2 separate regions of the Homo sapiens genome follow, and region 2 is linked to region 1. Evidence: read pairs that join two places in POLR2A ChIA-PET (ENCODE). Cell type or tissue: PC-9. All regions are shown on one strand.

Region 1 (5,000 bases):
ATTGTTTCCTTTCTCATGAAGTATTTTTGGCACTCCACAGGAGGTGATACCTTCGCCTGTACCCCCGGGCCCAGTCAAATGTAGGAAAAGAGAACAGCCAGTCTGTCTGCCACTCTGAGGCATTAGTCAGTGCATAGTAACCTCTTTTATGTAATGTATGAATTGATGTTCATATAAAGATTCCATTGATTACATATCTTGCCAGAGACTTTCATGCAGTCTCTAGAATTTAGAATTCTGAATGTCATCATTGCACAAATAAAATCCCTGAGATTTTTAAACTATTAAGTTTTTTTTGAAGGATGAGATGAACACTGAACTGAAGCATGGAATTTTGACCGAAAGGCCCATTTCAAAATAAATACCCATTATATTCATGTCTCTTTTATCCTATCAAAAAGAAATAGATGGTTATATTTGGCTACAGAGTCACTGTTAACTGGCTATTTTACTTTGGAGGAAAGTCTATTTATTTGGTGGGGGTAGAGATAATGAGCACAGGGAATTTTATTGACAAATGTTCGAGTGAATAGTTAGATGGGTTTCACTGCTGATCTAATTCAGTTGTTAAAATGGCTTGGACACAACCACACCAAATCCATTATTTTTCAGTATAACACGAGTATTATATAAGAGTTCTCATACTTAACCCAGTGAATGGTATTCTGCCTCTTGTGGAGGATTGGAAATTGGGAGAGCATGGAAACCAAAATTAAAGGAAACATGTCAACTATCCAAGCTAGTACTCTAACCCAGGAGCCTCCACTCCACCTAGTGTGTCCAGTAGAAACACCTGTGGAATTTTTCAAAGAAATCACTGAAAGCCTTGCCCTGTCTAGACCAGTGGTTTTCAAGCTTCAGCAGCAGCATCATTCTCCAGAGGGCTTATTAAAACATAGATTTCTGCTCCCACCCACTTCTTCACCCACATTTCTGATTCAGTGGGTCTGAGATAGGGCCTGAGAATTTGCATTTCTAAAGGGTTGTCAGGTGATGAGTTAAGAATCACAGCTCTACACAAATTGAGCCAGCATTTCTGAGATTAGGGCCCTGCATTGGTACTTTAAATATTGCAGATGATTCTAATGAAAAGTCAGGGGTAAGAACCACAGGGAGCTCCTCTACATAAGAAACAGAAATGTAGTGTTGTCATTTCTAGGCTCTTCTTGTTGACTTTTAGGTAGAGATGATAATAGGGCCTACAGGGCAGAGAAAAACATGGAAGCACTAAAGATTGGCTTAACTGAAAACTAGATATCCAGCCGTCTGAGTAATCGAAAATAAGTTTTATTGCCGTCTGTAGTCACTGCTCATTTCCAAATGGGCCAGTATTTTCTAACATTACCACTGTGGAATGAACATTGCTAATGGATCTGATTAAACCACTGCTTCTCAGACTTGGCTGTCTATTGAAATTACCTGGTAAACTTTCGAAAACACTAACACCTAGATTTGTTCCCAGCGATTCATATTAAATGGTCCAGCTAGGCATAAGGATTTTTAAAAGCCCTCCAGATGGTTCTAATATGCAACCAAATTTAAGAACCATCATGAACAGTGACTTCAGGCAAAACCAAGATGATTTGCTTTGTATATCTAGTCATCTTTGGGCTAGTTCCTGTGGTGATAAAGCTGGCTGATTTGCTTTTGAAGCTGTTGCCCTGTTGGTCAGAGCTAGTATATAGGAAGCGTGTTTTAGTCCACTTGTGATGCTGTCATAAAATACCTCACACTGGGTAATATATAAACAATAGAAGTTATTTCTCGCAGTTCTTGAGGCTGGGAAGTCCCAGATCAAGGTGCCGGCAGGTTCTAGAAGGGCATAGACTCTCTGCTTTCAAGGTGACACCTTGCTGCTGCATCCTCTGGAGGGGAGGAACACTGTGGCCTCACGTGGCAGAAGACAAAAGGCGGGGAAGGGAACAGACCCACTCCCTCAAACCCTTTTATAAGGGTCCTAATCCCATTCTTGAGGGCTCCAGACTCATGACTTAATCACCCCTTAAATGCCCCACCTCTTAATATCCTCACATTGGTGATTAAGTTGCATATGAACTCTGGGGGACACATTCGGACCATAGCAAAATGTGACTGCTTCTCCTGGTACTGACTGAGCTTTGAGGTAACCTTAGTGGAGATAATGCAGAGGAAAAAGGAATGTGAACTGGTATTCTGTGTAGGCTCTGGGCCACGTTTGATGGTATACAAGTATATCCCTGTCAAAAAGAAAAAGCAAGGGACCAGAAACACTGCTTGAATGCCTCACAGAGAAAAGAGGAAGTTCCATCTTGATACTTTCTTTTGAGGTCATAATCTATCATTTCAAAGTCCAGATACCTAAAGGTATTGCAGAGTGGTCTCTACACAATTTATCCTTTTCTCTTTTTTCCCCTCTACTTTTATCTTTCTGTCCTTCAATTTAAAGGGATAAATAGAAAGTCATGCACTGAGGTTCAGAACACAAAACAACCATGCTAGGCCCCTTGGGGAATTACAAAGTGAAAGATAGGAATCTGGTTTCTTCTTTCAGGGAGCAGGCGGTTTAGTTGGGCTGATAGGATCTGAACATATCAGATGTCAAAATTAGCAGGACAAAGGTAAGTGCCAAGTGGAACCTGGCATTAAGCACTGTGGGAGTTTACAGGAAGAAGAGCTACTGGGGACTGAGGTAGCCAGCAAAAGCATCACGTGCTGAGAAGATTGCAGTAGCTCTACAACTTGGAACTGGAGGTCCAGCATTGAAGAGAACATGTCTTCCAGGAACTCACTCAGAGCAAAGGCATAGAGACAAGACTCCCCAGGTGTGCTCAGTGGATGGGGAGAGAGCTGACCTGGGAGTAGCAACTAGTTTGTATGAGAGAATTAGGGACCCAAAATAGTGGAGCCAGGTGATTTTTGTGGGGCCTTGAGCATCAGGTAAGGAGTGGGAACTTAAAGCTGTAAGCTGAGAAGGGGTGAGGCCACACTCAGCTTCCTGCTTGGCCAGCCCTATTTCCCACGAGTCTTCTGCTCTTTCCTCCAGGTTTTCTTCAGATTTTTCTAACAATGAAAATAATGCCATTTTATTAATAAATTAAAATAGAAAATGTATTTCACTAGTAGCTAACTCTAGATTTTTCTGTTAGTAGTCTGAAGCAGCTCTAGGACTACCAATGGGCTTAGGAAGGGCAACTGAGACACTGCTATGGAAATTCTAAGACATTCCTGGGTTTTTTTGGTTTGCTTTGTGACATAGTTAACTGGGTTTAAATTATCACCTGATGTGAAAATAATTTGTTGAAAGTGAAAAAAATCACCTCATCTAAGTATTCAATCTTATAAACGCAGAATAAGTGCACACCCCAAATTGCTTAGGGGATTCACTGAATGTCAAGAATTTTCTAAAGCTAACCTCAGTCACATGCATGTGCATAGAGACATAGTGTATCTTAGCGACTGACATTCAGGGATTCAGACTTGTTTTGAGTTATTGTTTGGCCAAGTAAGTGTCAGGAAAGCTTTCTCCTGACTGGAATCACTCTTTTGGCAGTGGCGGCATCAGCTGGACACACCTCTAGCTAACTCAGGTTCCCTGTCTCTCTTCTTTTCAGAAGGTGTGTGATATAAGGGCGTTCTCCTCCATTACATTATTTGTGCCTCTGGTGCTTCCAGATTCATAGTACTATACTCCCTTCCTAGAAATGGGAGCTTAAGATGCTCTCCATAACTGACTCTGGTTGCTTTACTTGCTTGGCTTCCATTTCATCTTTGATCTCTGAGCACTTCCTTTGCAACAACTTTAATTTCATCAGCTACTCATTATAAATCTGTTCAATTTTCTTGATTTTGTGAACCAGAATGGAAAAGGATCTTGAAATCACATTACGTTAGGAGCCAATTGAAGGAACTGATGATCTAAAACAAGAGTTGAATGTCGTGTGCTTGGATCTACGTTTGCCCATGACTTTTCTCTGTGCTGCAAGATGAAAAGATCCTAGAGAGAGGGACTGTAAAAATGGTTATTAAAAGTCTATGGAATTAAATGTGAAGTCAAAGACATTCCAGTTTTTAAAAAGGCTTGTTTTGTGGAGGATAGCTAAGCCAAAGACATTATGTTCCTCCTTAATTATGAAGTACAGATGCCTCCCTCTAAGGCAAAATCTCCATTTGAAAATACTGCTGATATATAATCAGAAAAAGAAAATTATTGAGTTAGAGGACACATATTCTTTTGGCTCCAGCTTCTATGCTCTTCACTGTTTTTCTGTAAAAGTAAAGAAAAAGCTGGACATATCCCTTGATGGCTTTTTCCAGATTGGTTGCCTGATGGTTCTTGCTACAAGCAGGAAATGTAAATGTGATCCTCAGCTCAACTGAAGACAAGACCATAGTTACAAATTTTCAGGAACGATTTCTTTATTGTTGACTTTTTTCAGACATAGCCCAGGCTGAAACAGACAACCTTTGTGTTTGACTTAACCTAAGGGTGGAATTTTCTTCCTTTTAGGCAATTTTACAGTTAGAATATAGCCCTCCAATTTTTTTTCATTTATACAGGAGTCTCTGTTGTCTCTCTGAATCCCATGGGGACCCAACGCCTTGCAATTTATTATGGCTTATCTTTTAACATTGTTCTTTCCCTAGGATAGAGAAATCAATACCTTATCCAGTGTTGGCCCTTGACACTTTCCTTTCTGGAGAATTCATTTGTAATTTACAAAAAGTGCTGGTTACATTTTATCCAACACTTCTGGCTGCTATGTAATAAGATGTTTTTCAGATGATCTCTCATCATATTATTGTCATATTGCTAAGTGAAAGTCTTAGACATCCTCCTTTTTAAAAGTAATTTTAAAGTTGAATATACATACCGCAAAGTGAAGAGATCATAAGTGCACAATTTGTGAATGTTTACAAAGTGAACATGCTGTGTTTCCACCCATATGAAGCAATAGAACCCCAGAGGCTGCTAGGGTGCCCCAGTCATTATACTCCATCCCCAAAGGTAACAATGTTGAGAC
Region 2 (5,000 bases), 580 kb before region 1:
CAAGACACAATACTCCTCACCAGTACATTTTCTGGATGTTATTTATGGACCAATAAATTTTGAATTGACAGTGGCATCTAGATCAGTGCTGTTCAATAAAAATATCTCATGAGCTACATATGTAATTCAAACATTTCTGGAAGTCAATGTAAAAAAGGAAAAAGAAACACAGGTGATGTTTTATTCAATTATTTAATATATTTTATTTAACCCAATATATCCAAAGCATTTCCATTTCAACATGTAACCAATAAAAATAATTATTAATGAAATATTTTACAGTCATTTTCACACTGTCTTCAAAGTCCTGTTTGTATTTTACACTGACTGCTCATTTTGTTATGGACATTAAATTTTTATTAGAAATACTTGATCTGTGTTTAGATTTTATAAAATTTACAGTTGAAAATGTGGATTTACCAAGTTGTTCTAAACACACTTAAAAGTTTCCAATAACTCAATCAGGTATCACCTTCTAAATTTAAATTGTAATTAATTAAATGAAATAAAATGAAAAATTCAGTTTCTCAGTCATACTCAACCCATTTCAAGTGCTCAGTAGCTATTTGTGGCTAGTAGCTATTGTCTTGGACCATGCAGATCTAGAAAGTCTAAGACCAACAGCACCAACTAATTGCCACGATTATTTGATTTGCTTTGTGTCCAAAGATGATTCCAGGTTAGTCCAATGATAAAAATCCTTGGCTTGACCGTCAAGTTTTTTGCATGATTGGATCCTAAATTGCCTTTTGACTGAATTGCTTATTAATTCCACTCTAGTCACTCAGGCTTCCTCACTGTTTTTGGGCACGTAAACTTAACGTGCACTGTGACTCTTGCTGTCCTCCACCTTCAAGATTTAAAGAACAGGCAAGTTTATTGGCTCATGAACAAGAAGTCTAGAGCACAGTGGGCTTTGGTTTTGGTGGATCCCAGTGGCTTGATCATGTCACCAAGGACCCAGCCTCATGGTTTTTGTCATATGCATCTTTGGCTTCATCTCTGGTCTAGTTTTCCAAGAAGTCATAGAGTATTTCCTATAGCAATTGGAGCTGGATGTTATCCTCCAGCTGGAGATGGAAAGGCAGAGTAACACAATTTCTTTCCAAAAATTTGGCAAACTTTTCCTTTTGTCTCCTTGACATTTATCTTGCTCATCCCTGAACCAGTCACTGGGAAAAAGAATGGGGTGGTCACGTTTGACTGAGGCTAATCAAGACCCATTCTTGTATTTGGGAACAATTCTCCAAACCACATTCTTCCTACACAATAGGAGAAGGGGGAAACACATCATCTCAATAACCAAAACACCTCTTTTTGGTTTTTCACTTCTTTTATCTTTTTTTATTGTGGTAAAATAGATACAACATAAAATGTACCATTTTAACCATTTTAAAGTGTACGGTTCGGTGGCATTAACTATGATTACACTGTTATGCAGTCATCACCATCATCTATCTCTAGAATATTTTCCATCTTCCTGAACTGAAATTCCATACCCATTAAATAATAACTCCCCATTCCCTCTCCCTCCCGTATCCTGGCAACCACCATTCTACTTCCTGTCCCAGGAACTTGACTACTCTAGGTACCTCATGTAAGTGGACTCATATAGCATTTGCCCATTTGTGACTGGCTTATTTTCACTTAGCATAATGTCTTCAAGCTTCATCTATGTGGTAGCATAAGTTAGTACTTCTTTTTAGGGCTGAATAATATTCCATTGCATATATACACCACATTTTGTTTACCTATTCATCAGTTGATGGACATTTGGGTTGCTTCCATCTTTTGGCTATTGTGAATACTGCTGCTATGAACACAAGTGCACAGATACCTGTTTGAGTACCTGATTTCAATCTTTTTGGGGGTATATACCTAGAAGTAGAATTGCTGGATCATATGGAAATTCTATTTTTAATTTTTTGATGAACCACCATACTTTTTTCCATAGCAGTTGTACCATTTTACATTCCATTAACCATGCACAAGAGCTTTTATTTCTTCATGTCTTGGTCAACACTTCTTTTCTTTTCTTTCTTTCTTTTTTTTTTTTGGTAGTAGCCATTCTAATGGGTGTGAAGTGGTATCTCATTGTGATTTTGATTTGCATTTTCCTGATGATTAGTGATATTGCATACTTTTTATGTGCTTATTGGCTATTTGTATATCTTTTTTGAAAAAATGTCTTTTCAAGTCCTTTGCCCATTTTTTTTTAACAACTGGCGATCAATTTATTAAAATAGTTGACTTAAGCATCTCCAATGATGACTTCCACCTCAACTCCTGGCTCCATACTGATGGAAGTAATCTGCTTAATCTCAGAAGGGCTGTGCAAGTCAATGAGTTGCTTGTGGATTCTCATCTGGAAATGATCCCATGTCTTAGAACCTTCACCAAAAGGAGTTTTTCTTGTAGCGATTCTCGAAGTCTTAGTAGGCATTTGAACTGGTCCTTTCACTTTGAGATTCCTTTCCTTTGCTCCTCTGATCAAGTCAGCACACACCTCCTCCAGGGATTTTAAGCTGTGGCTCATAAACAGTGATTCGAATTCAGTGAATTGCCACCTCCGGCTCCAAGGGTGTTTTTCCAGTATCTTTAAAAGCCACAGCTGCTGCGTGGCTTCCTGACCGACTGGTTCCTTGGCGAGAGCAACAGCAGTGAGTCAGGAGCAGGAGCAGAAGCGGGCAGACCACAGCTCGGCACCACTTTCGACGGTGTCTTCCTCAAAGAGCTCTAACTTTTTTTTTTTTTTTTTTTTTTTTTTTTGAGACGGAGTCTCCCTCTGTAGCCCAGGCCGGAGTGCAGTGGCGTGATCTCAGCTCACTGTAACCTTTGCCTCCCAAGTTCAAGCGATTCTCCTGCCTCAGCCTCCCGAGTAGCTGGGATTATAGGCATGCACCACCACACCCGGCTGAAGTATTTTTAGTAAAGATGGGGTTTCACCATGTTGGCCAGGCTGGTCTGGAACTCCTGACCTCAAGTGATCCGCCCACTTTGGCCTTTCAAAATGCTTGGATTACAGGTGTGAGCCACTGCACCCTGCCCAAGAGCTCTAATTTTTAAATAGCTTATTTACAAAGCACTCTATGCTTCAGGTCAAACATTTGTCAAGCATCTGCAATATGCCAAGAACTATACAGATTTCATTACCTAATTTTAAAATTAAATTAAGACCCAGAGAGGTAATAGGATCTATATAAGAATGCTCGAAATAGTGAAAATAGCCCTGTATCTGGAGGTTTAGCTCTGCCACTATCATGATTTCTACTGTACAATATACCCATGCAAGTCACTTTAAATTATTTCATAGGTTAAAGGCCTTTTTACTAAAAAAGAAAGAAAAAATTTTAAATTAAGTCCTTACTCGTGCCAGGACCTGTGCTAAAGTGTGTGTGTGTGTGTGTGTGTGTGTGTGTATATATATAACGTTTCTCATTTAAATCTCCTGAAACCTCTGTAAGATAGGTTCTGTTATTATCCCCATTTTACAGATGGAAACATGAGCTTAGAAATGCTAAGTCACTAGCTAGAAATAATGCAGCTAGTAGGTGACAATTATTTGAATAGAGTCTGACATCAGAGACTGTACTCTTTAAAGCACACACACAGTATTTGGATACTCTTGTATCACAGATAATATAGGGAATTTCAACATGTAAAACAATTCAATTAGTTCACAATTTTAGTCAATTTGGTACATATCATTCACATGCTTATAAACAGAAAATAATAGGAAAAATCAGTCAACAAACACCTGGGGAGAGAGGGAAAAGGCAACTTCATTTCTCTTTTGATAGGATTCTAAATACCACAAATAGGAGAAAACAGCCAAATCAAAAGTTAGGAAATCTGTAACTTCAACCTTCATAAAGCGTAAAGTGTGTCTTTAAGAAGCAAAGATTTAGGGAAGTGCCATTTGGGCACCTCTCACTCTCAAAAATGAGAGAGCTGTTCTCCTTTTTCTTTTTTTTTTTTTTTGCGACAGAGTCTCATTCTGTCACCTAGGCTGGAGTGCAGTGGTGCGATCTTGGCTCACTGCAACCTCCGCCTCCCGGGTTCAAGTGATTCTCCTGACTCAGCCTCCTGAGTAGCTGGGATTACAGGCGCATGCCACCATGCCCGGCTAATTTTTGCATTTTTAGTACAGACAGGGTTTCACCATTCTGATCAGGCTGGTCTCAAACTTCTGACCTTGTGACCCACCTGCCTCGGCCTCCCAAAGTGCTGGGATTACAGGTGTGAGACACCGAGCCCGGCCCTGTTCTCCTTTTTCTTTCTTTTGCCTATTAAACCTCTGCTCTTAAAACGCACCTCCCCCTCTGGCCCTGCCCCCCCCCAAAAAAAGAGGCAAAGATTTAAAAAGTTAACAGGAAAAGACTACTTTATCACATTTAGCTTGAATGCTAAGTAGTAACATTTACTAAGGTCCACAGTTTACTGCTTACTACACAGTTTACCACTTTACTACACAATAACCCACCCTGGACTGATGGCTTCTTCAGGAACACTGAGAGAATGTAAAATACAGGAATCCTGATAATTCTGCATTCTTCGAGCAATCATTATAATCAAGCTGATGTTTTTATCCGTCATCATTGTGTATAGTTCCTTTGTTGTAATTGCTCCTTTCTCTTTGGTCTCACATTTTTTCACTCTTTTCACCATTGCTCTTTTGGGTTTTGTCTTTGGAATCCAATACATTCTCCAAAGAAACTTTAGCCAATGTGCCACCATCCTCTCTTCCTGTTTCCTGCCTTTTTTGTTGTAGTTGCTGTGCTTCCTTCTGCCTGTCCTTTTCCTCAAGTTATTTCCGGACTTCAGCTTCTTTATATCTTAGTTTAAGGCTCTCAGAGAGTCTTTCAGCTTCTTCAATGGCTTTTTTGATGTTTGCAGTTCCAAGTATTGAATGGACGTAATCCTCTTAGTGCTTATTTTCTCTGGTTTAACTTCTGTCTTCTTATTGAGGTCTTTTAGTGAAGAACTCAGGTAGAGTTCTT

Evidence for each region. ChIA-PET counts read pairs that join two places held together with the same protein. Peaks named below come from ENCODE experiments on the same cell type or tissue, not always from the same donor. Only the 100,000 strongest peaks of a DNase experiment are listed, where the experiment ranks them.
Region 2: POLR2A ChIA-PET joins it to region 1 with 5 read pairs; 1 of 35 experiments calls an interaction of 5 or more read pairs at or near these places.

The regions. Positions count from the first base shown.
Region 1 is chr2:149,449,337-149,454,336 of GRCh38, forward strand. All of the region lies in intron 3 of LYPD6 (LY6/PLAUR domain containing 6), which reads left to right. Among named protein-coding and RNA genes, the nearest start is that of LYPD6, 120 kb to the left of the region's middle. RefSeq lists an enhancer at 809-1,349. In PC-9, no CTCF peak of the experiment used is centred here; a DNase peak (open chromatin) is centred at 2,605.
Region 2 is chr2:148,867,773-148,872,772 of GRCh38, forward strand. It overlaps the pseudogene RPS20P13 and the pseudogene USP8P2. Among named protein-coding and RNA genes, the nearest start is that of KIF5C, 5.0 kb to the right of the region's middle. In PC-9, no CTCF peak of the experiment used is centred here; DNase peaks (open chromatin) are centred at 2,629 and 2,959; H3K4me3 peaks cover 636 bases; H3K27ac peaks cover 864 bases.